Regions from separate parts of the Mus musculus genome. Here all the other regions are linked to region 2. A link is a loop called in an ENCODE intact Hi-C map of the cell type or tissue named here. Cell type or tissue: left cerebral cortex. All regions are shown on one strand. Links, peaks and the distances in the headings refer to the core of each region. The heading gives the core; the rest is flanking DNA.

What was found. Hi-C counts contacts between places; a loop is a spot of excess contacts. Peaks named below come from ENCODE experiments on the same cell type or tissue, not always from the same donor. Only the 100,000 strongest peaks of a DNase experiment are listed, where the experiment ranks them.
Region 1: a loop joins it to region 2, with 2.9 times the contacts of the local background. A loop is called at or near these places in 15 of 42 quality-filtered maps.
Region 3: a loop joins it to region 2, with 6 times the contacts of the local background. A loop is called at or near these places in 29 of 42 quality-filtered maps.
Region 4: a loop joins it to region 2, with 2.7 times the contacts of the local background. A loop is called at or near these places in 15 of 42 quality-filtered maps.

What each region holds. Positions count from the first base shown.
Region 1 is chr11:98,825,530-98,832,979 of GRCm38, reverse strand. It overlaps Casc3 (cancer susceptibility candidate 3), which reads right to left. Exons shown (of 14, transcript NM_138660.2): 8 at 5,344-5,408; 9 at 4,311-4,425; 10 at 4,022-4,120; 11 at 3,552-3,766; 12 at 1,570-1,692; 13 at 1,372-1,437; 14 at 1-719. The coding sequence ends at 1,414. Among named protein-coding and RNA genes, the nearest start is that of Rapgefl1, 7.5 kb to the left of the region's middle. In left cerebral cortex, for the core only: a CTCF peak has its summit at 3,416 (motif pointing right); DNase peaks (open chromatin) are centred at 3,446 and 3,969; H3K27ac peaks cover 1,210 bases.
Region 2 is chr11:98,695,842-98,703,291 of GRCm38, reverse strand. Csf3 (colony stimulating factor 3 (granulocyte)) reads right to left here and starts at 1,979. Exons shown (of 5, transcript NM_009971.1): 1 at 1,873-1,979; 2 at 1,616-1,788; 3 at 1,159-1,266; 4 at 766-912; 5 at 1-490. The coding sequence starts at 1,912. The coding sequence ends at 332. It overlaps Gm38985 (a long non-coding RNA gene), which reads left to right and starts at 1,782. Exons shown (of 3, transcript XR_001780319.2): 1 at 1,782-1,855; 2 at 2,194-2,879; 3 at 7,017-7,312. Psmd3 (proteasome (prosome, macropain) 26S subunit, non-ATPase, 3) reads right to left here. Exons shown (of 12, transcript NM_009439.1): 12 at 7,314-7,450. In left cerebral cortex, for the core only: a CTCF peak has its summit at 3,215 (motif pointing left); a DNase peak (open chromatin) is centred at 3,224.
Region 3 is chr11:98,783,327-98,790,776 of GRCm38, reverse strand. It overlaps Gm31862 (a long non-coding RNA gene), which reads right to left. Exons shown (of 4, transcript XR_880204.3): 4 at 7,049-7,450. Among named protein-coding and RNA genes, the nearest start is that of Msl1, 8.5 kb to the left of the region's middle. In left cerebral cortex, for the core only: CTCF peaks have their summits at 1,768 (motif pointing left), 2,799 (motif pointing right), 3,700 and 4,787; DNase peaks (open chromatin) are centred at 4,064, 4,297, 4,843, 5,313 and 3 more places; H3K4me3 peaks cover 1,205 bases; H3K27ac peaks cover 3,793 bases.
Region 4 is chr11:98,834,930-98,842,379 of GRCm38, reverse strand. Rapgefl1 (Rap guanine nucleotide exchange factor (GEF)-like 1) reads right to left here and starts at 5,595. Exons shown (of 15, transcript NM_001080925.1): 1 at 4,707-5,595; 2 at 2,042-2,120; 3 at 50-185. The coding sequence starts at 5,226. In left cerebral cortex, for the core only: a CTCF peak has its summit at 4,754 (motif pointing right); DNase peaks (open chromatin) are centred at 4,836, 5,590, 6,047, 6,494 and 3 more places; H3K4me3 peaks cover 3,507 bases; H3K27ac peaks cover 2,829 bases.

The sequences.
Region 1 (7,450 bases), core at 1,284-6,283, 130 kb before region 2:
CTCTCTCCCCACAGCAGAGATTCTGCCTCAGTGGAGGACTGAAGCCCATTAGAAGAGAGGTACTGTTGAAGGCTCAGATTTATAAAACCTGTACCCCAAGCAAGGGCTCCTACTCCCCCACTCTGAGCTCTCCTCTACAGTGGGATACTGCGTGCAGACAGCTTCCACAGGGTTAGAGGCATTAAAAAGACTAATAAAGACCAATCACAAGGAAAAGGCCAGCTATTTTTACACTTGGTCAAAACATTCTCAATTATGTGGGGTTAGCAGGGGAGTCAAAGGGAACCCAGAAAGGCTGGTAAACGAAACTGAACTTGTTTCATGTAAAGTCAGGGCAGGGCAGGGAAAAGGAGAAAAAACTAAAAACATTAACTTAAGAAGGGTAAATCAAGCTTTAAAAAAAAAATCAACATTCAAACAAACAAGCAGGAAGGAACTCCCTTGGGAGCAGAAGACACTTGAGTCTCTGGGGAGACAGTAAGAAACAGGCTTCTGACGCCTGGGTTGTCCAGTCTCTGCTCCTCGAGTCCAGGCAGCTCAAGTGAGGAGTGAGGTGGAAGGCAGCCACCTGTTTCTTCTCTCTCCAGCAGACCCGTCCTCAGAGAAGGAGGGCCTCATCCTCCGCCTGCTGGCAGGGCCACCCCACACCTTTGAAGCCCTCTGAGTAGTAGACAGCCAGCTGTATTTCCCTTCTCTCCTGAGTTTCCACCTCTCCTGTCCTATTGAGAGTTAAAAGAGAAGAACGGTGTGTCAGTTGGACCTGAGTATTTATATAAGCCTTCTCAGAGGCCCACTTCTAAATAATGTGGTTTATTTGGCGCCGAGGATCAAGTCTAAGACCATGGACATGCTACACCCTAAGCTTCTAAATAATGTGCTTTAATGACCACAAAACAACAGCAATAAAAATATCCCAGAGTCAGGCGTGGTGGCCCACACCTGTAATTTGAGCACTGGGAGGTAAGAGCAGGAAGAGGGAAAGTTTGAGTCTGGCTTGGGCTCAGAGTGAGACCTTACCTTCTAAACCAACACACACTCCCTCAGAGCCACAGAGCCACTTTCTCCTCCTTTCTCCTCAGAGCCCCGTGGCAGCCACAGCCACTCTCTCCTAAAGTCTTTACAACTGGCTTTTTTGGCTTTAACAACTTAAACTCATATTTTTTTCTTTCCTTAATCTAGTTTAGATTGGGCTCCTGTATTTTCATTCTGCAGTTTCCCAAATGAAAATCTGAATGTAGGAATGGCTTCAATTCTGCCCAGTGCATTCATAGATCAAGTTAGCTGAGATAGCATTAATGAGGTGGTTTTATGAAGCACCTCAGTGTGAGGCTAATGACTTACACTGAGAGTCACAGTACACTGGGTACTTACTTTTTCACATGATGTTATACTTAAAATATTCGAAAACTCTTATTAACTGGAACCCCTGCTTACAACCTGAAATAATAAAATTGGAAACTGTTATCATATCATGTCACACTTCCATAGAAACACACCAGAAGAAGAAGAGAAGACAGACCCTCTGGAGAAAGCAGCACCCACATGCTAGGAGAGTGGGAGGAGCCGTACCTCAGGTGGGGGGGGCTTGATGGAGACCGGCTGGGGAGTCCTCCGGGGTGGGGAGGGCTTGGGCTGCACCTGCTGCTGGGCGGGGTTATAGTAAGTCACTCCTCCATACACCTGTGGTGGAGCCTAGGACGCCGCCAGCCAGGAGAAGAAAAAAAAAGTTAAGTATTAACCCAAATTGTGAAAAATCAGAAAACGTTAGCTAACTGCAAAAACAAAAAGCACCGAAGACCATCCATTTTTAAGACATACTTTTGTGTGTCTGTGTGTTTGGGGGAGAGGTGTTGATTGCTTACTCTACATAGTGACTCCCTGTCTCAAAAAAACAAAAAAAAAAAAAAACGGGAGATCACTGGTAAGCCTGGCATTGCTGGCTACATTTAAAGACCAATCTTTTTTTTTTTTTTTTGGTTTTTCGAGACAGGGTTTTTCTGTATAGCCCTGGCTGTCCTGGAACTCACTTTGTAGACCACGCTGGCCTCGAACTCAAGAGTTCCACCTGCCTCTGCCTCCTGAGTGCTGGGATTAAAGGCGTGTGCCACCACGCCCGGCTAAGACCAATCTTTTTTTGTTTTTGTTTTTGTTTTGTTTTTCGAGACAGGGTTTCTCTGTATAGCTCTGGCTGTCCTGGAACTCACTCTGTAGACCAGGCTGGCCTTGAACTCAGAAATCCGCCTGCCTCTGCCTCCTGAGTGCTGGGATTAAAGGCGTGCACCACCACGCCCAGCTTTATTTGTGTTCTTATTCGAATGTTCTTGGACCATGTATAATAAAAGTGATATCTGAATAAAACACCAGCTGTCCAATAGCATTGTTTTCTCTGTCAAATACTGCACAGTCACAGTTTTTCCTGATTGTAAAAACAAACAAACAAACAAGAAAAGAGAAAAAGAAAACTAGCTAAGCATGTCTTGAAGAGCAGCACTCCTCCATGGCCTTTGCCTCAGCTCCTGCCACCAGCCCCCCCCCCCCCCCCCCCCCCCGGCCTGACTTCCTTCAATAATAAACAGTGACGCAGTAGCGTAAGCAAAATAAACCCTTTCCTCCCCAAGTTGCTTTCGGTCACACCACCAGTCTTCTTTTACAGCAATAGTAATCTTAACTATGACAGTGTCTGTGTGAGTGATGGTGGTGCCCTAAGAGGTCATAAAAACGTCATGAGATTCCCCCAAGCCGGAGTTCCTGTCAGTGTGAGCTGCCTGCCTACCATGGTGACAGGACTGAACCTGGATCTTCCGCTAAAGCAGCAAGTGCTCTAACCACTGAGCCACCTTGCAGTCCCTGGTTTCATTCTTTAGTGTCCAGCTCTGCAATCACTGCACTGCCTGGCAACAGAAAGGCTGAGTTCAGTCTTGGCATTCTAGATGCCAGATGGTACCAAGTGCCCTCAGGAAAGGGATGAGATATGCTGTCCAGGAGAAGACCGCATTCCTTAGCACAGCTGAGTAAGTAACACATGGGGACACCCCAAGATATAATGCAAGACACTGATCCTTAAGGAAACTGAAGAGAGAGCCAAGCATGGCTTTCCCAAGGATCTCTGAGTCAAGAGACTGAGGATCATATAGTCTAGGCCAAACAGGGGCTACAGTGAGATTCTACCTTAAACAAAACAAAAAAGCCAAACAGGGTCATGCTTGGTGGTACATGCCGTTAGTCCCAGAACTCAGGAGGCACAAGCTGGTAATATCTGTGAATTTGAGGCCAGCCTTGTCTATAGAGCAAGTTCCAGGTCAGTGAGGGCTATCAGTAAGACACCCCGTGTCAAACAAAAACAAAAACCAAGAAACAACTCTGAAAATAAGCAATGACAAAACATTACATAAGCTGTAGTTCCAGTTCTTGACCACCAAGGGGCGTCCTAGTGCCACGAAGGAGAACCAGAGGCATTGAAATGCTCTGACAATTCTTTTAACATTCTATTTCCCCTTACCACAGTCCTGAGTGAATAAAGGATGTAAACCCAGGAAACATAGGCATCTTACCTGCGTGTTAGGATACAGATGAGGAGGTGGAGGAGGTGGCAATGCTCCCGGAGCATAAGGGTAATTGGGGTTACCAAAATTCATGACACCCGGAGCAGAAAAGTAGGTAGGAGCAAGCAGTTGCTGGGGCGGTGGCTGTCCTGGGGACATGGACACTGGTGGTGGGTAGAGACCCGGGTTGGGCAGAGGTCCTGGTGACTGGTGGGGATGTAAACCTGGGCAAAAAAAGGAAAACAAAAACTGTAGACGAGGACATCATCTTTACGTTGAGATGGCTTAACTTGAACCCCAAAGCACACAGGCCAGAGGGTAGTCCTTAGAATAGGGTTTAAAACGGAGTTTGCTGCATAAGCAGCCAGGGCCGTGAGCATCCGACAGCATGACGGTATTGAAAAGACAGCGTTTGTAGAGTCCTAACCCTAACCCTGGTGTGCTACACCACGACACGAGAGGAGCGCGCGCAGGCTTACCTGGGTGGGGAAGGTGCATTTCCGGCTGTACGATCATGCCCTGTGGGGGCAGTGGGGCAGGGCTGTCACCATGGGTATAGATTGGTCCCTGGAACTGCACTGTAAGAGATATGGAGATTCTTACAAACCCTGACCCTTCATACCACAACAGCAACTCTTTCTGTCCTGCAGACCTTTAAGGTTCTAAGTTTCTCATATGAAGAAAATAGCAACTAGACAATGTGAAATGACCACTGCGTAGCCGGAAGGCTTGTCACTTAATTGCCTTTAGATTTAAGTAACAACTCACATGGATCATAGTAATGTCCCTCCATGATACTGATATGCACAGGAGGAGCAGGGGGCTCTGGCACAGGTCTCTGCCGCTGGGATGAGTAACGCTTAGCTCGACCACTCTGGACGCCCTGAAATAGAAAGAGCTGACTAAGAGTCCAAAGGGTGATCCTCACACCAAGTCCTACCTGCTTTATGTTGTACGACTTAGTATATGGAAGTGTTTAATAAGTGTTCATAAAATGAGCAGAAAAAATTGGTGAAAAACAAAAGCATTTAAACCTAAACACTCTACACTTCTGAGGTCCCAATTAAAACAAAACAAAACCCCAAGAGTAATCAACAGAAAAACTGCTATCAAGAACTTACATTGGCTGGCACGGCAGCCTAATCCTGTTATCTCAGAACGTGGGAATCAAAGGCAGGAGGACTATTAGTGTGAAGCTAACCTGAACTATATAAAATTCCAGGCCAGTCTGCATTAAAGGATAAGGGACCATCTTTAACAATAAAAAGATTGTTTTGGCTTTAACAGAGAACAAACGTGGCCATCTGAATGAAGACAATCCAGATCTGAATGCCTGGTCCCCAGTTAGCAGAACTGTTTGGGAAAGATTAGGAGGTATGTCACTTGGGTAGGCTTTGTGGTTTCAAGACTGGGCCATTCTAGGTGTGCTATCTCAGCCTCCTACTTTTGGATCAAGATGTAAACTCTCAGATGTACCCACTGCCATGTATCTTTGCTCTGCCACCGTGGCCTCTAACCCTTGGAACTGTAAACCCAACCAAGTGCTTTCTTGTATGAGTTGCTTTGGTCATGGTGTCACATTAACTAGGTCTGGACGTGGTGGTACACATCTCTAGTATTTGCAGTTGGGAGGCAGAGACAGACAGATCTCTCATAGTTTACACAGAAAGCTTCAGGCCAGCCAGAGCTAAACAGTGAGACTCAACACTTTCTTCTGATAGCACTGGAGGTCAACCAACGGTTCAAGTATTCTCTACCACCAAGGTGCACAGCCCCAGTCCTCCTCTTCCCACTTCTGTACCATTTCTTCCATCCGGTTAAACTGAGGTGGGGGTCCTGCTCCCATGTGGATGTGGTTAGGCACACCTGTAATACACCAACAAGTCACTGGTTGAGAACAGATAACTGTGAACAGGATTCATAGGTACCATCAAGAAAATAACAAGTGGCCGGGCGTGGTGGCACACACCTTTAATCCCAGCACTCGGGAGGCAGAGGCAGGCAGATTTCTGAGTTCGAGGCCAGCCTGGTCTACAAAGTGAGTTCCAGGACAGCCAGGACTGCACAGAGAAACCCTGTCTCAAAAAAAACCACACACACACACACAAAAAGGAAAATGAAAATAACAAGTGTATTCATCCTTTAAAACTGTCTGCTTAACTTGTTAGTCTCTGTGTAGCCTTCATTGTCCTGAAACTCACTCTGTAGACCAGGCTGGCCCTGAACTCAAGTTCTAGGTGATCCAATGCCCTCACATGTAGTGTATACACATCTATTCAGGTACATGTGTGTACATACCAAGCACATAGGGACATAAAATAAATAAATGTTTTAAACTATCTACCGTCAATTTGAACATCTTTAGATAGCAACAAAGCCCTTAAAAAAAATAACTAGCAAATAAACTCAAATGCAATTTTTTTCCTACTAAAAAAGGTATTTCCCTATACAGAAACCTTGGGAAACTGTAGCATATTATTAAACATACTATAACATGCTGGCCTAAGTGTCTCCTAATGATACTAGATATGAAAAAGAGATTATATTCTCTCTGGATAAAAATTACTTAAAATTGGGCTGGTGAGATGGCTCAGAGGGTAAGAGCACTGACTGCTCTTCTGAAGGTCCCGAGTTCAAATCCCAGCAACCACATGGTGGCTCACAACCACCCGTAATGAGATCTAATGCTCTCTTCTGGCGTGTGTGAAGAGAGCTACAGTGTATTTATGTATAATAATAAATAAATCTTTAAAAAAAATTACTTAAAATTAAGACATGGCTAAGTGGTTAAAAGCACTCATGGCTCTTGCAAAGGACCAGATTTGATTCCTAGCACCTATGTGGTGGTGGTGGCAGCTTACAATCACAAGTTATACTAGCTTTAAGGAATTCTATCCCCTCTTCTGGCCAACAAGAGCACCAGACATATATGTGGTGTACAAATATACATGCAGGCAAAAATATTCATACACATAAAAGTAAATAAATTCCCCTAAAATTTATTTATTTATTTATTTATTTATTTATGTGTATATGTATCCATGTATGTGCTTAAAGAGGTCAGAGAGGTGTTGTGATGGTTTGTAAATGCTGGGCCCAGGGTTTGACACTATTAGAAGGTGTGGTCTTGTTGGAGTAGGTGTGGCCTTGTTGGAGTAGGTGTGTCACTGTGGGTGTGGGCTATAACACCCTCCTCATAGCTGCCTGGAAGCCAGTCTTCCACTAGTAGCCTTCAGATGAAGATGTAGGCCAGGTGGTGGTGGTGGTGGTGGCGCATGCCTTTAATCCCAGCACTTGGGAGGCAGAGGCAGGCAGATTTCTGAGTTCGAGGCCAGCCTGGTCTACAGAGTGAGTTTCAGGACAGCCAGAGCTATACAGAGAAACCCTGTCTTGGAAAAAACAAAACAAAACAAAAAACCCAAAACAACAACAACAAAAAAAAATAATTGGTTTTAGTTTAAAAAATGTTTTATAGACAGTCTCCCAAATATATTGGAAAAGTATCAGTATGAAAAGTATACTTCTCTGTTCAGAGATCAACTAACTCTAGTACTAATAGTTTACACCAATTTTTGGTACTCAAAAATCACCTGCACCAGCCCCGAGATTCCTGAGCTGAAAGTCTGTTTTCTGACAACTAGCTTTCATGGTACCAGCAAGCACCACACAAGCTTCTGAAGACCGACCAGCACCGCACAGATAAACCAAGGGAGTAGTACTCGGTGATTGGGCTTCAGACCCACTCAATAAGAGGGAAATCTAGCCAACTACTCAAGGTAGTGAAGTCATCTATCTTTTTTTTTTTTTTCGGTTTTTTCGAGACAGGGTTTCTCTGTGTAGCCCTGGCTATCCTGGAACTCACTTTATAGGCCAGGCTGGTCTCAAACTAAGAAATCTGCCTGCCTCTG
Region 2 (7,450 bases), core at 1,077-6,076:
GACCAGATGCTGCCTGGGCCCCCCTGAGATGGTGCCTCAGCACGGCAGGGCTCACTGATTTTTTGGGGGTACTGCCACAGAACTGGGTGCCTGGAGCAGCAGCAGGAATCAATACTTGGTATTTACCCATCTCCTTCCCTGGCCTCCACAGGAGGACACAAGAGCCTTCTCTCTCTGCTCTAAGCAGGAGAACAAAACTCGGAAGTGGAGAGAATGATCTAGAAGCTTAGAGCTCCATTTTCTCGTCTTTGTCTTTAAATAGTAGGCTTAAATATGCATAAATATTAAATAGAGATAAATAAACTATCTGGAAAGGGCTTTCTGCTCAGGTCTAGGCCAAGTGGTGCAGAGCAAGGCGAGCCGTCTCCAGGAAGCCCTGCAGGTACGAAATGGCCAGGACACCTCCTGCCCGGCGCTGGAAGGCAGAAGTGAAGGCTGGCATGGCGCTCTGTGTGGGCTGCACAGTAGGGGCCACCCCTAGGTTTTCCATCTGTGGGGAGGAGATGAAGTCAGGGATCAGTCCTTCCTTGAGGTGAGGAAGTGCTGGGAAGTTGGTTAAGTTGGCCTGTGGGGCTCATTAAACGTTAACGGTAGGACCAAGACTCCAACCCAGTCTGTCTCTGGACAGAGTCTGTCTGTCTCTCAGCCTGGAGGAAGCGGGGTAGGGGGCGAGGGGTGTCTTCCCAAAAAACAGGCCTCTGAAAATATAGAGAGCTTCCAGGGTGCCCAGGTGTGCTGCCATGACCCCCTCCAGATGGTACTCACCTGCTGCCAGATGGTGGTGGCAAAGTTGGCAACATCCAGCTGAAGCAAGTCCAAGGTGGGGGCCAGGGCAGGGGAAATACCCGATAGAGCCTGCAGGAGACCTTGGTAGAGGCAGAGCCCACTGTGGAGCTGGCTTAGGCACTGTGTCTGGGGAAGATAGCAGGGTTAGGCAGTACATCTTGGGATGCTTGCTCTCTTCAGGAGCCCAAATAGTAGGATGTAGTCCTTCCTTCTCCCCCTCCTCCTCCTTCTTCCCCTCCTTCTCCTCCCCCTCCTCCCCCTCTTCTTCCTCCTCCCCCTCCTCCTCCCCCTTCTCCCCCTCCTCTCCCTCTTTCTCCTCCTCCCCCTCCTCCCCCTTCTCCTCCTGGTCCTCCTTTTTCCGAAAATACTCACCTGCTGCAGGGCCTGGCTAGAGCAGCCACTCAGGGAAGCCTTCGGGATCCCCAGAGAGTGGCCCAGCAACACCAGCTCCTCGGGGTGACACAGCTTGTAGGTGGCACACTGTAGATGGAAGGATACTGAGGGTGCTCACCTGGGCCAGGCTCTTTGTCCAGCTCAGGTCCTCCTGGCTTCTCAGCTCCCTACCTTCCTAGTGACCCTAAGGACTGTCCCATCCAGAGGTCCCACTGCTGTCTCTACTCATTCTCTTTCCTGTGCCCTTCTCCCCCCATGTTCCCTTCCTCAATGTTTCTGTCAGTATTCTGAGGGTGCCATCTAGGCTCTTGTGCACACTGGGCAAACACTGTCAACTGCTGTGTGTTCCTAGTCTGCCCTCTTCTCATTTGTGCTCCTGCCTCCCCCGCTACCCCCCCCAAGTCCTTCCCTCCACACCTATGGCAACCCCACTCACCAACTGCTCCAGCAGCACCGAGCCGCTGGCCTGGATCTTCCTCACTTGCTCCAGGGACTTAAGCAGGAAGCTTCGGGGCAGAGGCAGGGATGGTGGCAGAGCGCTGACAGTGACCAGGGGAACGGCCTCTCGTCCTGACCATAGTGCACTTTGCCACAGCAGCAGCTGCAGGGCTAGGAGCAAACAGACGGGTCTGAGGCACTTGTTATCCGGCCTCTCTCCATTCCACACCCAGGGCAGGTAACCAGGGCACTCACCCATTAGCTTCATGCGCCTCTGGGCAGAAAGTTGAGCCATGGATTCTGGGTGATCTGGGCTGCAGCTCTGGGCTCTGCCAGGGCCCAGCTCCAGGGGGCCTTTATACATAAAGCCATCAAGGCCCCGGGAGGAAATTACCTGGGGCTGGGGCAACTCAGGCTTAGTAATAACTTCCCAGGATTTATGCAAATTTGATGATAGCTCAGGACAATGCAGGGGGTTGGGGAAAAGCTGTTTGCGAAAGTTTTTGTGAAATCGGGGAATCTCTGTTCCTTCCTTGACGTCTTGTCCCCCCCTCAAACTCTCTTCCTCTCTTCCAGCCACACCCAGGCCTGAATCGCTGCAGGGTGTTGGATCTGGATCCGAGTTGTCCAACAAGGCTGGTGAAACCCTGGAGGGGATAGCAAGGAACTCAGACCCTGGGGAAGAATGGGTGCTCAGATCAAGACTGCTTCTGTCTCTCCATCCTCTGGCAGACGTGCTTGGGGAGCCCCCTCTGCCCTTCATTTGTGATTCTCAAGTCACCTATACCTGGGACAAACATCCCGAGAGAAGAAAGAACCTGTCCTCTTTTCAGACCCATAAGCTTCCTGGTGGCTGCCTCCTGCTTTTCTGGGAGCCCTCCACAGCACCCTAGGTAGGGTCTTGCTGTCTACGCCTGCCCCACATTTGGATAAAAATAAATTGGTCCAGCATTCAGGCCGTTCTGTCCCAGGCTGATTAGCTGGGAACTCCCCAATACCCCCCATTATGACTCATTTCTTTAAGCCCCTGGATCCTGGCAGAGAGGCCAGAGGAAACCGGATGTCTGTCTTGAATGAATCAAGACCCTCTGGGGCTCCTGGCTCACCTGACCTTGCCTTTCTGCTTCCCTTGGCACATTACCTCGATGTCGTGGAGTCTGGGGCATCTGGAGGGCGTCGGAGGCTGGGTCATGGAGTGTCCCGACGATCTCTGCTCATTATGTAGCAGTGGTGTGAGCTGGCTTGAGTCGATGCATGCTGAGGTGAGAAAGGAGGAGCTGCATCTCCCATCCTAGAACTCTGCCCAGTGTTAGCTCTGAAAGAGACCTTGGTGATTTCACCTCTGTGAACTGGGCCAGAAAGGGAAATGCCTTGCCCAATCATGGGTAGTAGGGATGGAGGGACATCCCAGTCGCTCTCAGTCCCAACAGGGTATTACTACCTAAAAAGGAGGACGGCATTCCTTGTCTGACTGATGGCATCTCGATCTGGTACTTTCTGAACTATTTCACCCCCACCAAGGTGGGGCCAAGGAATATAGACATTTTTTGATGTTGAGGCATACCTGATGGGGTGGGGCCAACTCTGGGGCTAGGGTGCCCTCTGGTGGCCACAGATGTCATGGACATTAACTACATAGCCTCTGCTTGAGAGGACAGGCCAAGGGATTCCCATTCTGTTTGTTTATTTGTTTGTTTTTGTTTTTCAAGACAGGTTTTCTCTGTCTCGATAGCCCTGGCTATCCTGGAACTCACTCAGTAGATCAGGCTGGCCTCGAACTCAGAAATCTGCCTGCCTCTGCCTCCTGAGTGCTGGGATTAAAGGCGTGCGCCACCATGCCCGGCGAGATTTAATTCTTAAAACATGCTAACTGGCAACAGCTGCCTACTTTATATGTCACAAACTCAAGACCCACAGGGGTCGAATAGAATATCAGATAGACATCTTGCGTATCAGATACTTACATCGTAATTGATAACAGTACCAAATCACAGTTATGAAGTAGCAATGAGATCGTTTTATGTTTGGGGGTCACCACAGCATGAGGAACTGAATTAAAGGGCTCGGTATTAGGAAGGCTGAGTGCCACGGTGTAGGGGGTGGTGGGGATCTTTTGCTGCCATTATTTTGTTCTGTCTACCAATTGGTGGGCTGCAGATGAGGGGTGGCCTTGATGAGCTGCACAAGCCCCCTTTGCTCTATTGCACCAGCCAGCTGGAGTGCACCTCGGAGAGTGGAGAATAAAGACCGGAGGGCAGCGTTCAGAATGTAGCTTAACTGATACAGTACCTGCCTGGCATGGACAAAGCTCTGGGTTACATCTCTAACCCTGCATAACACAGGCATGGTGGCACACACCTGTCATCCCAACACTTGGGAAATAGAGGTAGGAGGATCAGAACCAGACCTGGCTAGAGAGGGGCCCTGAGGGCCCCGACATAGTGTAACAATTGTCACTGCTGCTAGCTGCTAACCAGAACTCAGTGGCCAGACTCTGTTGCCAAAGACACCGCGGGCTCTGGGCACAGGACATAGAGGAATCAAGCTGGACGTGATCTCAGAGCGTCTTCCTTGCTGTCTGGACCTCACGGTGTATGCAGGCTGCTAAGAGGATTGCCAGCCAATGCTTACTCAGCTATCGGGGTCTGCACGTTGTACTACTGAGCCCAGGGCCACCGGCGTGCAACAGTGGATTATCTATAGGGGTAACCAATGACTTCCCAATTGGATTTGAGGCCACAGGATGGAATCCACTCTAGTACTATCATGGTCAGCGTTTATGTGTGGGAAGTCCTGGGACCCAGTAGGGAAGCTATACTGCTGTTCTGATAGATAGGATGCGCTTGTCCAGTTGCCATCTGAATAATGTTTATTACTGTCATAGCTTGTCAGCTTTGGTCAGAGACTCGTCTTTTTGTCATGGTCAGAGCGCTGAGAAGTGACTGCTGGATGCTTAGCTATTAGTGAGAGAGCTGTAACACCCTATCACGGCCCAGCGAGGACCGTGGACAAGAACAGAAAGAATGCAGGGCCGGAGGAAGGGGCTGTGCTGCCGCCGCCACACCTCATCATCAGCAGATTTCTTGAAAACGGCGTGGCTACGGCCATTGTACTGAAGCTTACAGCTGTGTGATGGATGGTTTCCTATAGGAGACTGGGCCTGTGAGCCCCTACCCCCCTGGGGGGATTTATAAGCAGTTTATGGTCACTGGGGAAAGAAGAGACTTTTTCTTCAGTAGCCATAGCAAGTTACCCATGCCTCTAATAACTCCTCCTCCATGTTATTGTAAGAACCTTGAGCTGGAGGCTGGTGGTGCATGCTTTTAATCCCAGGAGACAGAGGGAAGCAAAGCTCTTGAATTATAGGACAGCCTGGTCTACAGAGTGAATTCCAGGATAGCCAGGGCTACACAGAGAAACCCCTTCCTGAAACAACAACAACAAAAAGGAACCCCAAGGAAGTTTATGGATCACCTAAACACAACAGGAGAGTAGACAGGGGACTGGTGAGGAGGAAGAGGACCAGCAGGAAGGAACTGAGGGGTAATAAGGAGCTAATATGGTCAGAACACGTTAGATGTACTCTATGGAAATGTTACAGTGGAGCCTGTAATTACATATGCTAATAAAAACAGCTATGAAGCTCAGGGACATCCTCAGCTACATAGCAAGTGTGTAGCTAGCCTGGGCTATATGAGGGGAAAAAAGATCAAGGAGCAATGGCCTCTTTTCCTGGACAAGTCACACAGGGGCTGAGCAGGGCTAAACTGAAGAAGCTCCAAGGAGGGACAGGGTGGTTTGTGAGAGGCTGGCTGCAACTCCACTAAAGGCTCACAAAGAATTTCTGTTTTCTTTTTGCAAGGCTCGGGACTGAACCCAGGACCTCTGGCATGGTAAACAGGCACTCTACATCCCTGGCTTAATAAAAAAAAAAATACATGTCTATTAATGTTTTCCTTCTATACATACATGTGCATGTGTTCTGTGTCGGGGAGGGCATTGGATCCCTTGGGATCGTCCTTGTGCATGGTGCTGAGCCAGGTCCTCTGCAAGAGCAACACGCTCTGCTCTCTTAACCGCTGAGCCATCTTCCTCGCCTTCTCTGTGGTCTTTAAGTGAGCACCTTTTCTGTTTCACGTTATACAATCTGAGCCTGTGGTGCAGCTGCATGTACAGCAAGCAGGGCGGCCAACGGCTTCCTCTCCTGCCCAGTATCCAGGGTCATGCCCTGGTAATGCCCGCTAAGTACCACAGGCTCATGGTTACCACCCGATCCAAGTGAACCCCCTCTTGGTTCGGTGAGTTTCGGACTTCGGTCCAGACGGTTGAGTGCTTTGCTGTGATGCTCTGATTCTCCCTCTTCTTGAATCTGTGAGCCATCTTTTTTGGTCAACCTCCTTGCTATCTTAAATTTTAAGGAAGGCCAGACTGGTCTGTGTGGTGAGTTCCCAGCTAGCCATGCACCTTGCCTCAAAAAGCAAAACACAGAACACTTCAGGCATGAACAACTTGGACACAGGATGAGATCTGCAAGAGCGGAGGGCTGGAAGGAGTCCCATCTCACAGAAACAACTTCATGCATTTTATGGCTCTAGGCATTGGAGGTTTAACAATGCTGGGTCACTGTGACCAGGACTGGGATCAGGAACCAAAACAAAGGCCAAAACCTGTGGAGTGAAATCTGAGGCTGGTGAGGTGTGTCTGTGTGCATTCCAACACACAATACTTACACCAGCCCGAATAGCATGCCAGGCACTGGGGTGGCCACGGAGGCCCATCCCTTCAGGAGCCTACAGACAGGCTGGCAAGACAAGGCTCTGCCACCAACCACTGCTCAGAAAAACATGACTAGGTGGCCCCGAGCAGGGACACGGATCTACACCGGTGAGGCAGACAGGCTGGCAAGGTGGAAGGCGGGACTGGGAAAGCAAGAAGTGGATTGCCAGGTGACCCAGGTGGTAGAGAGCTCAGCAGGGACAGAGGGACACAGTAGTGATCCAGAACACAGGCCTAAGTGCACTGACCCAGCAGACCACTGTCGTCAGTGCTGGGACATTTGCCAGGTGCAGCTGGGATCGGTTGAGGAGCTGGGGAGCCCCGTCCTGACCCCCGATTCTTTGTGGTCAGCCATCTCCCACAATACACTGGGTAAAGGCTGTTCTCACCCCGCCAGGCTTTGTTCTCTTGTGCACAGCGCTTGAGGTCAGCCGCTCATCCTTGACTTTTCCGAGGCAGGGTCTCATGGAGCCCGGTTTGCGCTTACACCTGATGCCATGCTAGGTGTAACAGGCTTGCGCTATCAAGCCTGGTTTGTGCAGTGCTGGGACTCAAACCAAGATTCTATGCATGCTTGGCAAACACTCTGTCAACTGACTTCCATTCCTGTTGTTTGCCCCTAGGAGCCTCTGGGAAGTTTAGGCTCCTGATTTGAAGAGCCAGCCAGGAGGCTGAGTCTAGTCCTCTACTTGATGACAGGAGCACAGCCGCCTAGGGCATTCATCAATGTACCCAACACGTGAGAGCCCCAAGCCTCCTGACTTCGGCTCACCTCACCTTGGCTTCCGTTCCTGAAGATATGCTGGATCCTGATCACACTTGGGGCTAAGATGCCAAGAAAAATAAAGCCGCTCGGGCCTGTCAACCATGCAGTCAATCAAGTAAGTGCCACAGAGTAACTGACACCGTGCACAAGGAGCTCTGGAGAACTTTTTATTGTTTAAAAATCATAATTGAAGCTTCAAAAACATAGAACCCAACGTGTCCCAACTCCAGGCCCTAGTCCACACCCTAATCCATGGTTCTGTCCGTCCCCTCCTGCCACCGACACCACCAT
Region 3 (7,450 bases), core at 1,122-6,121, 87 kb before region 2:
TCTTCAGTCCATGGCCCTAAACAAATGAAGGAGGCCAGTGATCAGCAGAATAAAGCTGGTAATATTTATTTATTTATTTAGAGACAGGGTTTCTCTGTATAGCCCTGGCTGTCCTAGAACTCACTTTGTAGACCAGGCTGGCCTCCAACTCAGAAATCTGCCAGCCTCTGCCTCCCAAGTGCTGGGATTAAAGGCGTGTGTCACCACGCCCGGCTCAAAAGCTGGTAATCTTAATTCTGGAGACTTTTCAGCTCAAAAATCCAAAGTCTACAATTTCACTGCAACAAATTAAGTAAACATGCTTTTCCCCCCTCAAAGCCAAGACTGGAATCTTTGGATTGGTTATCTATCTCAGGTTCAGCTCCAAGATATACACCACCAGAAACTGAGAAGACGTCTTTTTTTGGGTTTTGACTTTTGGAAATTTTTTTTTTTTTTTTTTTTTTTTTTTGAGACAGGCTATATCATTCTATGGTCCAGACTGACCTCAAATTCTTTGTGACCTTCCTGGGCCTTGCAAGGTGTGAGCCTCCAGGCCAGGCAAAGAATTCCTTTCATTAGAATTCCTGCTTCTAAACCATCAAGTTTTAAGCTGTAGTGACTCCTGAACTAAAATATATAAGGAAGTAGGTTTCAAAGTGTAAAGGCCAGGAGGGGTGCGGTGAGGTAACACCCCTAATCTCGGCCCTGAGGAAGGCGGAGCTCACCCTGGTATACATAATGGGTTCTAGGTTAGCCTGGGCTACAATTTCAGACCCTGTCCCAAAACAACAAAAAAAACTAAGAGGAGTCCTTTGTGAGGAGGGAACCTAAAAGAAGCAGTGCTTAATATGCGGAAGTCAAATCCCTAAACTATTTGATCAGATGTGGGTTACTAAGCACTTTGCTTAGTGGCTGCAAGTTTGGAAAGGGGTAATACCAGTCTTTCACCGTCAGGCACAGGTTTATGGAATTGCTGGATTCCATTCCTATTTTCTCCTTTTTTTTTTTTTTTTAAGGGCATCCCTGTGGCGTGAAAAAGCATTTGGCAAACCACTTTACCTGTCCGCGTCTTGGTTTTCCCAGGCACCACACCCGCCTCCACCACAGCCCCCAAATACAGAAAACTGGAGTAGCTTATCTTCCCGGTCTCTTCCATTTTTTTGACAGCGAGGCTGCTAACTGGGGGCAGAACTTGGTAGTAAAAAAAAAAAAAAAAAAAGCGAACATTTGTCTTGGCGCCTCTTCAAGGAGAGGATTCTCCTGGGCGGCTTTCCGAGGCGCTCGGGAAGGTAAATAAAAACTGGAGTTCCGTGGATGACATTAGCCCCATCCCACGCGTCACCGAAGGGACATCACGGTTGCGCTAGCCACTTTGGAGGCTAGGACACCAACCAGTACGGAACTCGAAGCTTCCGCCGAAGGTCTGCGTTGCTCATGCCTGCCTGCCTGCCGGAGTCCCTGTCTCCTGCTCCTCTCCAAGGACGGGTACACCCACCTGCTTTTTTCAGTTCCCTTTACAATAAGATTACAACTCAAATTTGTGTGTGTGTGTGTGTGTGTGTGTGTGTGTGTGTGTGTGTTTTAAAATTATTTCTATCCCCCCCCCCTTTTCAGAGCGCCCCGCCAAAACTTTCACTGTGTTCCTCCCACTCCACGTGGACCTCCCTTCCCTGTCCCAGCAACCCCTGCGAGAGCCACCCCTAACACGTGGTCAATTGTTGTGTTTCCTTCCTCCGGCTCCCACTTAGCTAGCATCCGCTAGCCACTGAACTAAAGTGCCCTCTTGAGGGTGACTTTGAGGCAGCAGCCTGGGCTAGAGGGAGTTCTTGAGCACTTACGACACCATGCGTTATGTGGCTGCTTCGGCTTAAAATGACTTTGTATACCCGCACAGTTCTGTGGTGAATCACCTTAAGGATTGGGGCCAGGGTTTCGGGGTTTCGGAGCAGTCAGAGTGCAAAGGCAGGGGAATCTTGTGAGTTCGATACTAGCCTGCTTTACATAACAGGTTCCCGACCAACCAAAACAACAAACCCAAAAACAAATAACTTTAAGGATTACACGGAAGAGAAGTCAGGTATAGTAATACTATGTAATCCCGGCTCTAGAGGCTGAAGAGGGAGGCAACATACAGAGCTGTCTGGGCTGTGTAGCCACCACACTATTTAAAAATACTAAAAGGGCTGAGAGTGTAACTCAGTGGTGACAGCTGAACGGTGGGGAATAGGCAGCCAGAAGCCCTAGACTCAGTCTTTAAGAGACAAACCCAAGAGAGAGCTAGCATCAATGAAATTGTCTCAGTGTGGAGTTAGCTAGTTTTCCTTTTCTGGATACTCCAACTCTACTTTCCTTAGACTTAATGGTGTTGGGTCACAGGCACAGCAACTCTTTGCATTGGGTGGACTGTGCCTAAACGGCCTTCCTCAACAACGCTATAAGTAGTTCTCTCTGTGCGAGCACAGTCGGACTGGTCAAGCTAACAGGTTTCTAAAACAGTATTAGGAGCACTTTGAATAGAGAGAGCCCCAGAAGATGGTGTTGGGAGGAAGAAGAGGGTAAGCAGCAAAGGTTAGCCCAGGGCCCAGCATGGTGGACTATGCTTTTAATCTCAGCGCCATAGAGGCAGGCAGATCTCTCAGTTCAAGGACAGCCTGGTCTGCATATGGAGTTCCAGGACAGTCAGGGCTACACAGAGAGAACCTGTCTCAAAAAATAAGTTAATAAATTAAAAATAATGGGATGGAATTTTTTCTCTTAGATTTATTTACTAATAAGTATACAAAAATGTATACAGTATTCTGCCTGCCTATATTCCTACAGGCCAGAAGAGGGCACCAGATCTCATTACAGATGCCTATGAGCCCCAATGTAGTTGCTGGGAATTGAACTCAGGACCTTGGGAAGAGCAGCCAGTGCTCTCTCTTAACCTCTGGGCCATCTCTCCAGCCACTGTGATGGGATTCTTATACTCACTGAACCTGATGTGAGGTCTCTCTCCTCTCAGCACCATGACTCGCAGTTTATTTGGGCAAAATACAACAGGAAAAAAAAATCCTTCCTTTTGTCTACCAGAAGTAAGAAAGTTGGCTGAGGAATTGGAGCTATAGAATGGGACAAAGCAGTGGATTGTGGGCGGTGTTCACAGAAAGGAAGGGTTACACAGTGTGGAGAAGGAAGGGTGAATTTGGTAGGCTGTCGCAGTGAGACAAGCCTACTCCAATCCCAGCACTGGAGAAGTTCAAATAGGAAGTTTAGGGGCAGAGAGGATGCAAGAGCATTGGTTGCTCTTCCAAAGGAAGAGTCCCAGCACTCACACAGTGGCCAACGACCATCTGTTGGTCCAGTTCCAGGAGATCCAACGCCGCCTTCTGGCCTCTGCAGGTACCATTGGCGCTCTCTCTCTCTCTCTCCCCCAACCCTGTCCCTAATAAACAAACGTGGGATGACTGTGGGGCTATTTGTGGTTCTAAGGTCACAGAAGTCATAGCCCAAGAGCTACAAATAGGTGCCTGAAGCACCTACTTTTAAAGAAAGTCCCAAAGCGGTCAAGTCAGAAGACTGAAAACTCTGGCTGGGCCACTTGCTCTCCTATAACTCAGCATCTGTCAACGCTCCCATTCCCAGGTGCTATTTCCAGAGACCAGGCTTTGGATGAGGAAAAGGGAGGGGCAAAGACGTCTAGGCAAGGGAGACCCAGTGAGCTCCTCCCCGCCAGCCCAGCTGCAGTTCTTGCTTTTAACCACTCAGGGGCGCCCAAGATCAACTAGAGTAACACAAGCAACCTAAAGTAGCTGGTAGAGGACAACTTAGGATGACCCTGAATGGAGAGTTGACACAAGGGCCCTCTGCTCTGAGGCTGCAGACCCTTAGCTTCTGGAAGGCGTCCCATCTCCTCTCCACTAAAAGGGACTCGTGGGCACTGGAGACTCACCCTCTACTCCCCCCCCCCGCCCCCCCCCACACACACACACACTACGGCCACTTCTTCCTTGACTAGTTCCCTTCCCCTCCCCCATCCTCCTGTGGGAACCATCCCACAGCTGGTCAGAAGGTTGAGGAATGCTCTGCCTCGGCTAGGTGCCAAACTCTGGACTTCCTGGGCTTTGGGGTGGAGCTTGGCAAGGGGAAGCCCTTTGGACACAGAGCCACCCAGTCTTGCAGAGCCTGCCTTCCCCCCACCCCCACCCCACCCCCTCTCGCCTCTAAGTAAAAGGCTCTGAAGTCTCTCTTTGTGACCACAATCTAATTTCCTTCCCCCACCTCAATAGGATTTCCTAGCCTGGGTAAAAACATCTACAATCTGGGGGCGGGTGCACTGTGGCTCACAGCGGGAGGCAAGGCACCTATTTCAGGACCTGCCTTCCCTGCCCCAGGAACGCGTTGTTGGAAGGAGGGATTCAGTTGTCAGGGTCTCACGCCAGCAGTTATTAATGGCAATTCATCCTCTCACGTTGCTTCTTAGAACCTTGGGTCTAAATTCCCTATATAGTTAAACACAGGAGTGAGCCGATTTCTGCGTACCTGACCTTGATTCAGCCCTTCGTTTCCCTGAAATAAATCAGCCGCGATCTGAACTCACACATCCAGATCAGGACCAAGAAAATCTTTGCGGCCCCATGTAGCTAATCGAGATGTGTTTAGCAAGAACGAGGAGCCCGCAAAAACCACTCTCAGATACCATGGAGAGCATCCAAGCCTGACAAGGACCTTTCTGTCCTACTGAAGGGGCTGGTCACTCAAATTGTTTTTACATTTACGGGAGGAGAATCTTCTGATAATGCAGTCTGGTGGCGCCCCCTGCCTCACAGATCCCCAGTGCCACTTTTGCAGCCTGTCTGCCTGACTGACGTCATCATCTATAGACCTGTGCCAGATTCCCAAGTTCCTCTCTGGAAACTTCAACCCCCACACCCTGGGCCTAGGGGAGAGCCAATGTAGGTCACTGCAGCTGAGCCTGCAGGGCTGTCTGCTCCTTGGGCCGAGAGCCTTTCAGGCCTAGAGGAAGTCTTGCAGAGAAGCAAAAGGAAGAGCTCTGTGAGATTCAGACAAAAATATACTACTCAGAAAATAAAGCAGGGTTGGGTGGTGGTGGTGGTGGTGGTGGCGCACGCCTTTAATCCCAGAATTTGGGAGGCAGAAGCAGGTGGATCTCTGAGATGGAGGCCAGCCTGGTCTACAGAGCACATTTCAGGGTAGCCAAAGCTGCACAGAGAAACCCTGTCTCACCTCCTCTCCCCATAAAAGTAACTAAAAAAAGAAGAGAAAGCAGGGAGAAAGCGGGAGTCAAGCGGTCAGAGCCGACTGTAACAGGAGCCAGAGCCTGCGAGCTAGCCATGCTGCAGGGAGAGCTAGAAGAGGCTTGGGCACGCTCCCATTCTTGGCTCCCCTCTTCTTGCTTTTCTTGCCTATGTAAGGCGACTCCGGTTCTGGTGCCTGTCCTCTAGTCTTCAGTCACTTGGCAGGCGCAGCTTTCAATCCTCAGGAGCCTCTGGGATTGATCTTAGAGACCCTCTACTTCCTCTGGTCACATGTTTGGGGTCTTGGTGGGAAACTGGAGTTGACTCCCGCTCCCCCCGCCCTATCCTATTGAAAACTCTTTCCTGCCCGTTATCTGTTAAACTCATTTTATCTGGGGGAACTTCCAATCTTCTTATCCCTTTCCTTGCCTTCTTCCTACCCTTACCCTGGAGATCTAAGTAATATGAATTTGGGTAAATGTAAACTCATTCCTCTTCACACAGAGGAATCAAGGGCCTGTGGCTATAACTGGCTACGAGTCCCCAGGCCAAGAAAAAGAGAGTGAAGATGAAGAAGGAAGAAGAGGCAGAGGCAGCGGTAGCAGTGGTGGCGGCCGCAAGGGCTAGAGAGAGATGGCTCAGCAGTTATGAGTACTTGCTGCTCTTCTCGAGGCCTGGGGTTCAATTCCCACTCATCTCTAATTCCCACAACCAGCTGCAACTTCAGTTCTACGAGATCCAATGCTTTTTCTGGCCTCCATAGACACCAGCCATGCCCACAGTACATAGACAGACATGCAGGCAAAACACCCATAGACATAACACAAGATAATAAAAATAAATACAGGACCAATTTCTACTTCTAGTCTCAAAAAATATTTATTAGTCACAGTTATGGTATTTTTTTTCCCTTTGGGGTGGAGGTGTTTATTTGTTGTTGTAGATTTGTTTTTGTTTTTGTTTTTTTGAGAAAGGGTCCCACTGTGTGAAGTAGGCGGGTCTCAAATTCAGAGATCCACCAGCCCTCACTGCTGAGTGCAGGGATTAAAGATGTGTACAACCAAGGTTAGTCCTATGGTGTCTGCCACCTCATCTGGTCTTACAGTGTTGGGACTTGAACCCACACAGCTTTGTCTATGCTGAGGGGCATCTTCAGTCCCCAAATCAGTTGTTTTAACCAGAAACAAGGGTGTGGGGGACAAGGGGAGCGAAAACGGTGGAAGGATCTAGTCTTCTCTTTGCTTCATTCTTCCCTCGAGAGTACATTCACCTCCCAAGAAGGCAGTAACAGTAGTGTCCCACCACTGGTGGCCATTTGCCTTCATCAGCAGAATCCTGGCGTCCTGGAAGCACTCTGATAAATGGGTTTTGCACAGAGTCAAACTAACTCTGACTATGCTTTCTGGCTGAACTCTGAAATGTTGCCCCACATTGGAGAAAAGTCAAAAATATCCCCAGATCATGGCTGTTATCTCCTGGACAGAATTCGGACCTTAAGCTGTGACTCCCTTCCATTCTCTCCCATCAATCCCTCTGGTGGGCATCCTAAACCAGATTCCAGAGCTGTCCCCAGTTTGAATCAGGGAGGCTCCGGTGAGCCTAAGAATTTGCATTTCTCACAGGGTCCCAGGTACTGCTGACAATCTCCATTACTGATCAGAGGATCATCTCCTCAGTGAATCCCAGCCCCTCACCTCAATGTTCACCCCGAAGACCTGGTTGGTATCAATTTTATACAGGAGGAAGGAAGCAGGGAGGATCCTGAGCACTGTACATTTGTGCAGACCCTTCACCACACAAGGCACGGGCAAGTAGGACAATCTCCCACCGATTATCTGTGCTCTTTTTATTTAGTCCATTAACTCCATCCTTATTGAAAGTCACTTCCCCCAAAACATGTTTTGCAACGGCGAGGGAGCACTAGGAATTTCCTGTGGCTAGGCAGCCCAGTGCGGGCAGGGGTGGAGGCAGCGCTGAGCAATCCAGTCCTTCCCTTGGCTCGGGCAGGGCCACGTGCCCCACCCCCTCACTTGCACATGTCTCCGCCGCCACCGCCGCAGCAGCCGGGCTGTTTATGAGCGAGTTGTTGTGGTAGAAATGGAGCAGGCTGCACATGCCCGTGCCATGTGACCCGGGCAGCCCGCGTGAGCTTCAAGACAGCACAAACACACTCGGCCCTGTCCTCCAGTGGCCGGAGGAACAGGAGGGAAGGAAGGGGGAAGAAGTGAAAG
Region 4 (7,450 bases), core at 1,666-6,665, 140 kb before region 2:
CTGGCAGAGCTGAGAGCCAGCTCACCCACCTTTCCCCTCCCAGGCCCACCTTGATAATGTGGCCGGCCCCTTCTTCCTCTTGCAGAAGTCCTTGGTAGGTATCCAGGAAATGGAGGAGGAGAGCAAGGCAGGCTTGCTTCCGACCCAGCCCCTCTGGACCCTCCACATTCCTTGACTGAACAAAGCTGATGCCCTGAGTTAAGTAAAAGTTCTGGATAACCAAGGACATTGAGAAAGGTAAATTGTCCCCCAAAGATCTGGGCCTGGGTACCAGAAGGGAAGAAGGTTTTCAGGGCCCAGAAGCTAAGACTCTCACGCATACCAGCCATGAGTTTGCTCAGAATGCAAATAATAAGCTTCAACTTCACCACATTCAGTCTTTGCCTGGTAAAGAGGTTCCCTTAAGGGCTGGTGAGATGGCTCAGCAGGTAAGAGCACCCGACTGCTCTTCCAAAGGTCCTGAGTTCAAATCCCAGCAACCACACGGTGACTCACAACCATCCGTAATGAGATCTGACTCCCTCTTCTGGTATGTCTGAAGACAGCTACAGTGTACTTACATATAATAAATAAATAAATCTTAAAAAAAAAAAAAAAAAGAGGTTCCCTTAAGAATATTGCCAGACCCAGCTAACCTCCGGCTAGCCCGCAAACCTGACTTTATCTCACACTGAGACCTGATTTTTCTCAGAGAGCTTAATGACATCCTACCCAAGGGCTTGATGTTAACAATTAGGTACTAAGCCAGGCGTGGTGGCGCACACCTTTAATCCCAGCACTCGGGAGGCAGAAGCAGACAGATTGCTGAGTTCGAGGCCAGCCTGGTCTACAAAGTGAGTTCCAGGACAGCCTGAACTACAGAGAGAAAACCCTGTCTCGAAAACAAAAAACAAAAAACAAAAAAAACACCCCCCCAAAAAAAACAAACAAACAAAAAAAAAAAACCAAAAAAAAAACCAAAAACCTCAAACAATTAGGTACTAAAACAATGTAATGAATCCAGGCATGGTGGTGCACTCCTGTACTCCCACCATTCAGGAGGCAGAGGCAGAGTCAGAAGACTACCACAAATCAGTGATTGCCTGGTCTACAGAAGAAGTTACAAGCTACCTAGGATTACATAGTAAGAAAACAAAACAAAACAAAAAAACCAAGTAAAGTAAATGATATATGCTGCCAAGAGATCCAATAACTAGGCCAGCAGTAGCTCATCTCTAGCTGACCCTACTGAAGCAACAGCTGTGACCCAGTACTGACACCGGACTCTAGGTTTTGAGCAAGGATTCCCTCTACCTCCACCGCCTCCAGACAGGGATGTCTCTGCGTAGCCCTGGCTGTCCTGGAATTTGCTCTGTAGACCAGGTTGCTCTCGAACTCAGGGATCCACCTGCCTCTGCCTCCAGAGTGCTGGGATGAAAAGCACGTGCCACCGTTGTCTGGTTTAGAGCAAGGACTTCAGTGGGGACAGAGTTTCCCCCTCCCCATAGTAGAACAGTAACACCTTACACATGTTCATGTGGTTGACACCTCAGTGAGTACTGATAACTGCCTCTGAGCAGCCAGCACCCTATGCCGGATAGGAGTCTCAGAGTGCTACCACACCTGCAGCAAGGCTGGTCCTCACAGCAGCCCAGAGCAGAGCTAATTCATCTATTCATCCCCATTTGACTGACGGGCCAACTGAGGCTCCAGGAGGTGAAGTGATCTGCCTGAGGCCACACAGCTGGTGAGATCAAAGGCTGGATGTGTCCTCTAAAGGAGAGTTTAGGGACTGGAGAGATGGCTCAGCAGTTAAGAGCACTGACTGCTCTTCCAGAGATCCTGAGTTCAAATCCCAGCAACCCCACGGTGGCTCACAACCATCTGTCATGAGATCTGATGTCCTCTTCTGGTGTGGCTGAAGACAGCTACAGTGTACTTACGGAAAATAAATATGTAAAAGGAAAAGAATAAAGGAGAGTTGGGCTGGGATGTAGTTTGTGAGAATAAAAGACATGGCTCCCTCCTGGTCTGTCCTTTCAGAAGCTTTAGAAAAGGATATTACTGGTGTAGCTCTTGTAGAAACTTTTCTGTTGGCAGGAAGAGGGAATGGGTAAGAACAATGTCGTCAAGAAGAATATCTGTGGAGAGCAATGGGCGTCACAGAGGTCAGAAGGGGGCTGCAAACCTTGAACCCTCTTTTTTTTTTTTCCTCTTTGGTAAGCCTGGAGCCCCGGCCACCTGTCCCGTCATGCTCTGCACGCGAGTGCACACATGTGTGAAGGTTCTGGGCAGCCGCTGCGGGGGTGGGGCTGGCAGCTGCCAAGGCAGCTGGAGGGAGGGGGGGTGCCTTTGAAGGCCATGCACCCTTCTCTTCAGTGTGGGGGAAGTTGGTCAGATAATACCACCATGCCTGAGATCTGCTCAGGAGAAAAAGGGGTCCACAGAAGGGACCATCGACGGAGAATTGGCAAGCAGAGGTTCCAGTCAGAGGGATGTGGATGTGTGGGATGTGTGTCCATCCTCCTCGATCACTCCCAACCTCACAGTTTTGAATTTCCACAGGGCAGGGTGGGGACCATCCCCATGAAAATTGACAGCGGAGACAGGCCGCCATCTCTTTATCTCAGTCTTTAAATAGAAGTCCTGTGTCCACTGGGTGCCCAGAGGTGGAAGGGTTAATGATGAGAAGGACAGGGGAGGGGCTCCTCTCTCCACCCTTTTCCCTCCACACCCCTGTCTGGGCCTGGCTCAGCCAGTCAGCCAGGTACAAGGTCGGTCGCCCTGACTTGCCGCCAGCCTTGGGGTGGGGCAGGGCTTGCTTGGCACACACAGACAGGCAGGGCACAGGGAGGGAGCCAGGTGTCCTCACCAGGACAGGTTAGGGCCAGGTCCCCAGGCACTGCTCCAGGACAAAACCATGGCTTCTGACAACCCATGGTTGTCATGCCCTGCTGCCAATGCCAGCCACGAAGGTGGAGGTGGAGGAGCAACACAAGATTGTCTACTTGAATTCATTTTGTTTCACAGAGGAGAAACTGAGGCCCGGAGCCAGATGAACTTAGAATGCTGTGTTCTCAACTCAATACAGGGGCAAGCAGAGTATGGGGGTGGGGGGGGGGGCCTAGTACCTACTGGCCACAAGGGGCTGCCTAGACCTTTGAAGGAGCTCTGGCTAGGTGAGGAGAGCCCTCACTAAGCATTTGTCGCCTCCCATGCAGCCTGGGCAGAAATCAAGAGGCTTGATAACGTGGCTTATATTAAAAATATTGGAGTGGCAGTTTAAATGGGGAGGATTCCCAAACTAGTTACTCTGGAGATTTAGCCTGTCGGGCCAGATAATATGGGTGACAAATGGGGAGTCTTAACCCAGGGGAAACTGGACAATCCGCTGTCCAAACTGGACAGCCTCTCTTTCCCTTTCTACCCAGCTACCCAGCTATGTTCTGAGAGTCAGTCAGAAGGGTCCCCAGCCCTCACGCCCAGCTCCAGGTTTGGGGCCTCGGCATAAAGAGGCCTGACATCCTTCCTCGCATCTTTCTCTCACTAGAGTGTGAATGTTAAAATGGGAGTAAAGGACAAGGAACGCGGGCAGAGTGGAGAGATGCTGATACGGGGGCTCCAGTTTGGCATCTGTTTCTTCCAAAGTAGGCTCCGGTCCAACGCACAGCCTCCCTGGGGAATGTGTCATAGAGACACAGGGTGTGTGGTGTAGGCGGGAAGTTATGGTTAAGAGAGCTGTGTGTGTCTGATATTTTTCTAATTAAATCCAAAAGGTGTCAGCTCCCCAGGGCAACTGCAGCCTGAGCCAAAAGAGGGGACCCCGACCTTCAGGACAAAAATGGAGTAGAGGGTGACACTCCACTCCTAGAGCCAGAATGCCTTGCAGAGAAGGAAGGGTAACTCCTAACACCCTCCTCTTTAGGGTCTCAAGCTTGGTCTCTCAACCCTAAGCCCCTTCTGGGTTTAGTGGAGTGCCTAGTTAGATCTAAAGACCCTGATATCTCTACATCTATTCCAACTAGCGATGTGGGGGCCTACGTTCCTCAGAAGCCCTTTAATAGGGTGCTGGCATTCTCATAGTGGGTGAAATGGCATCATCTCAGGCTTCTCAGGGTGTGGTTATTATTTTTTTAAAAAAGGCCCTCTGCTGAGGCATGGCATGGGAAGGGTGGGTGCTACGGAGGCCCAAAGCCTTCTGGATGCTGCAGTCTCCTGGTATCTTCCCTTAGAGACCTTCGAATTCATCCCCAATAAAAGCAGCCGAGTTCTGTGACTATCCACATGGCCCCACCAAGTGAGGCGCTCCTACACAGCCAGGGACTCCTGTCAGCGGTTTTCAGGCCTCAGCTATGGTCTGGAGGGCAGCGTACAACCTCAGCGGGAAAGCGTCCACCTTAGGGTGTCAGGCCCTAATTTAGGGGCGTGGGAGGAGGTAGGCAGTATCAAGGGCTCGTGGGAGACTGGCTTAAATAGCCGAGAGAGAGGGAGGGTAGTTGAAGGAGAGAGATGGTTTCCCTTCTTCCCCTAGAATGAAGCTAATGTGGGGAGGAAGGTGGGTGCGCATTACCATGCCCCTTCCCCTACATTACTTCGGGCTTCCCCTCATCCTCTACACCAACACTGAGGACAAGAAAAAACAATCAGGGAGCATCCCCCGGGCCAATCCCTCACCTCCCACCCCCAACCCCGTGCTCTCTTGCTCTGGGATGGATGAGCAGGCTTACCTGAGGCGCTGCTGTCCCTGGTGGTCCCTCCAGCCAGGCGCTCCAGAACCCGGTTCAGAAGATGCTCTGGCCGCTCGGGGGCGCCCAGGGGGGCCCAGGGTGGTGAAGCCAGGGGTTCGCCGGGGGATAGCTCATCTGAGGAGTACGAGGAAGGAGAGCGCAGGGGCACCCCAGATCCTATCGGCCCAGGCCCGGGAACCTCCTCTAGCTGCAGCCAACAGGGCCCCCCACTGCCCGGCTCCTCAGAGACCCCTAATGGCTCTCCCCCTTCCTCCTCAACGGGCGGCTCCAGCCCGGGCTCGGTTGGGGGCTCTCGGAGGAAAGCTGGGAGCAGCAGGCGAGACACGCTCTGACGCCGCTGCAGTGGCCGCAGTCCCCCGGCCGGACCGCCGCCCCCACCAGGGCCCCCACCCCCTCCAGGCCCTCCGCAGCAACCCGGACCCCCGCCGGGACCTCCAGTCACCGCTCGCCCCGCCAGCTGAGACGTCTGCTTCTTCAAAAATTTCTCCAGTGGCTTCATGCCCCCCCCCCCGCCCCTCTCTTAGGGGCCGCCGGGGGACCCAGGTGTCCCAGGCGCGGGCGGGGGGAGGCGGGGACACGATGCTCAGAGCCGGGGGAGCAGAGCCGAGGGCCGTGCCAGGCGTCGGACTGCGAGCGAGAGGTGGCCGAGCCTCGCTGGCCAGAGTCCAGTGGCCAGTGGCCGGGGGAGGTGCCAGAGGGAAGAGGAGCTCGCTCTCAGCGGCCCCCCATGCCGGCTGCGGCCGAAGGGTTGGCAGGCTGAGGGGCTGGTGTCCCCGTCTCAGCGCTCCGGGGCCGGGCTGAGGCGACAGAGGCAGCGGGCGGAGCGCAAGGCTGAGGACGCGGCGGCGGCTGCGCTCCTGGCCCCGGGGAAGGTGGCAGAATTGAGACCGCGCCCCCTCCTCCAGTCCCCGCCCCTACCCTGCTTAGGCCCGCCCCCGCCCGGCCGCGCGAGGCTTGAACTTGGGCTCTGGCGCTGACCGCGAGGAAAATTAGGACTTGGGTTTCTGACAGTCGCAGAAGGGCAAAGGCGAGGGAGAGATCTACCAAAGCAGAGGACTCCTGGCTCTTGATTACCGGGTCTCTTTTGAGCATTTCAAATAACCAGGGCATATGTTTGACCTTGGCACGCCTACCTGTGCACAGGTGAGGCTTATAAAGACTGCTGAACTCTTTGCATCTTTCCCACAATTTTATTTGGTCATTATCTTCCACCTGTTGAGAAGGGCTGGGACGGCGTCTTGGGTAAACTGGTATTGGCACTGGGGGCGGTACCCATATTCCTTTCTGATAGGGTTTAGGGGGTGGTGCAGGGCCGCCCTGTAAGGCAAGTACTGGCAAGTAGGAAAGAGCCAGGCAGAGGCCAGCAGGTTGTGGCAGGTCTAATTGGGGTGAAAAGAGATAGTAGACTGAAAGAGACGACCAAAAGCACAAGGGCATCTTAGCCCAGGTGGTAGCGAAGGGAAGCAAGACTGAAGAGATGTGTAAGTCCCCAAACTGCCAACTATCATCCATCACCTAGCACATTAGTGTATATAGCCATAGAATGGGAGAAATATTGCCCTTACTCCTGGTGGCTACGCCAGAGCATTCTGTCTCCCAGGGTACACTCCACTAGGATGGGGCTGTAGAGACAGTGTGAACACATCCAGGCTTGGTATACATGGTGAAGGAGTGGCACCGGGTTCCTGGTGGGCTGGTGTTCCTTGGGCAAAGTCCCACCCCTGTTTACTGTGCCTCAGCAAGGCATGGATGGACAGGAATGCTAAGAGCTGGGAGTGGTGAAACTGACAGGGTGTGTACTACACTTGTGTTGCTGTCGGTGCAAACTCAGTTCCATGTGTGCTAGAGCATGTGTTCACAGAAATAAAGCTCTGCACACCCATCTGGGGATTTGGAGAGGGAACAAAAAAAAAAAAAAAAAGAAAAAGAAAAAGAAAAAGAAAAAAAAAAGCTCCGATTTTGCTATGAAGCTGGATCTGAGCATTGGTTTCCTGGACAGCCTTAATTGGACACTCGGCCTCTCTTAAGGTTGGAAGTAGGAACTGGCCAGAGTGGCTTAGAGCTCCCCAGGTAACCTTTTAGGAACCAAGAAGAGGGGAGGGCTTCTCTTCTGCACATGCCACAGTTACCAGATTAAGCCGGTTGCCTTGGTAACCTCTTCTCTGGGCAGGATTTGGGATTGTCGGTTAGGAAGGGTGAAAAATTGGGGAGTGTGAAGGGTGTGGGAGCTGGAAATAAAAAGGGACCGAGAGACTTCTAGAAACTAAATGCTTGGGGAATCGGACTCTAGACCCTTCCAGTTACAGAAAGTGGCAGTCACTACATTCAAGACCTTGAATCAGAAGCAAAGGAAGCATTAATTTGTGGTCCTCCTGGAGCAGCAGTGGCTTCCGTTCTGGCTACACACTGAAACCGCATGGGAGCTTTTTGGAATTGCTGATGTCCAGGTCACACCCTAGATCCATTATGGGATCCTGTGGCAGGCCCAAGGTCTCTGTTAGTTTAGAAAGCTCCCCAGGTGATTCAAACAGCCAGTGTTGGAAATCACTGCTCTAGGTCAACTGCAGCTGTAAGAAGATCTGGCAATTGCAAATCCTTGATGTTTTGAGTCACCTACAGGTAGGTCCATGGACTGACCCACAGCGGGAAAACTGATAGGGCATCTACATTACCATGAGAAAACCGAAGAGAATGGTAGGGTGGTATTCAATTACTTAACAGTG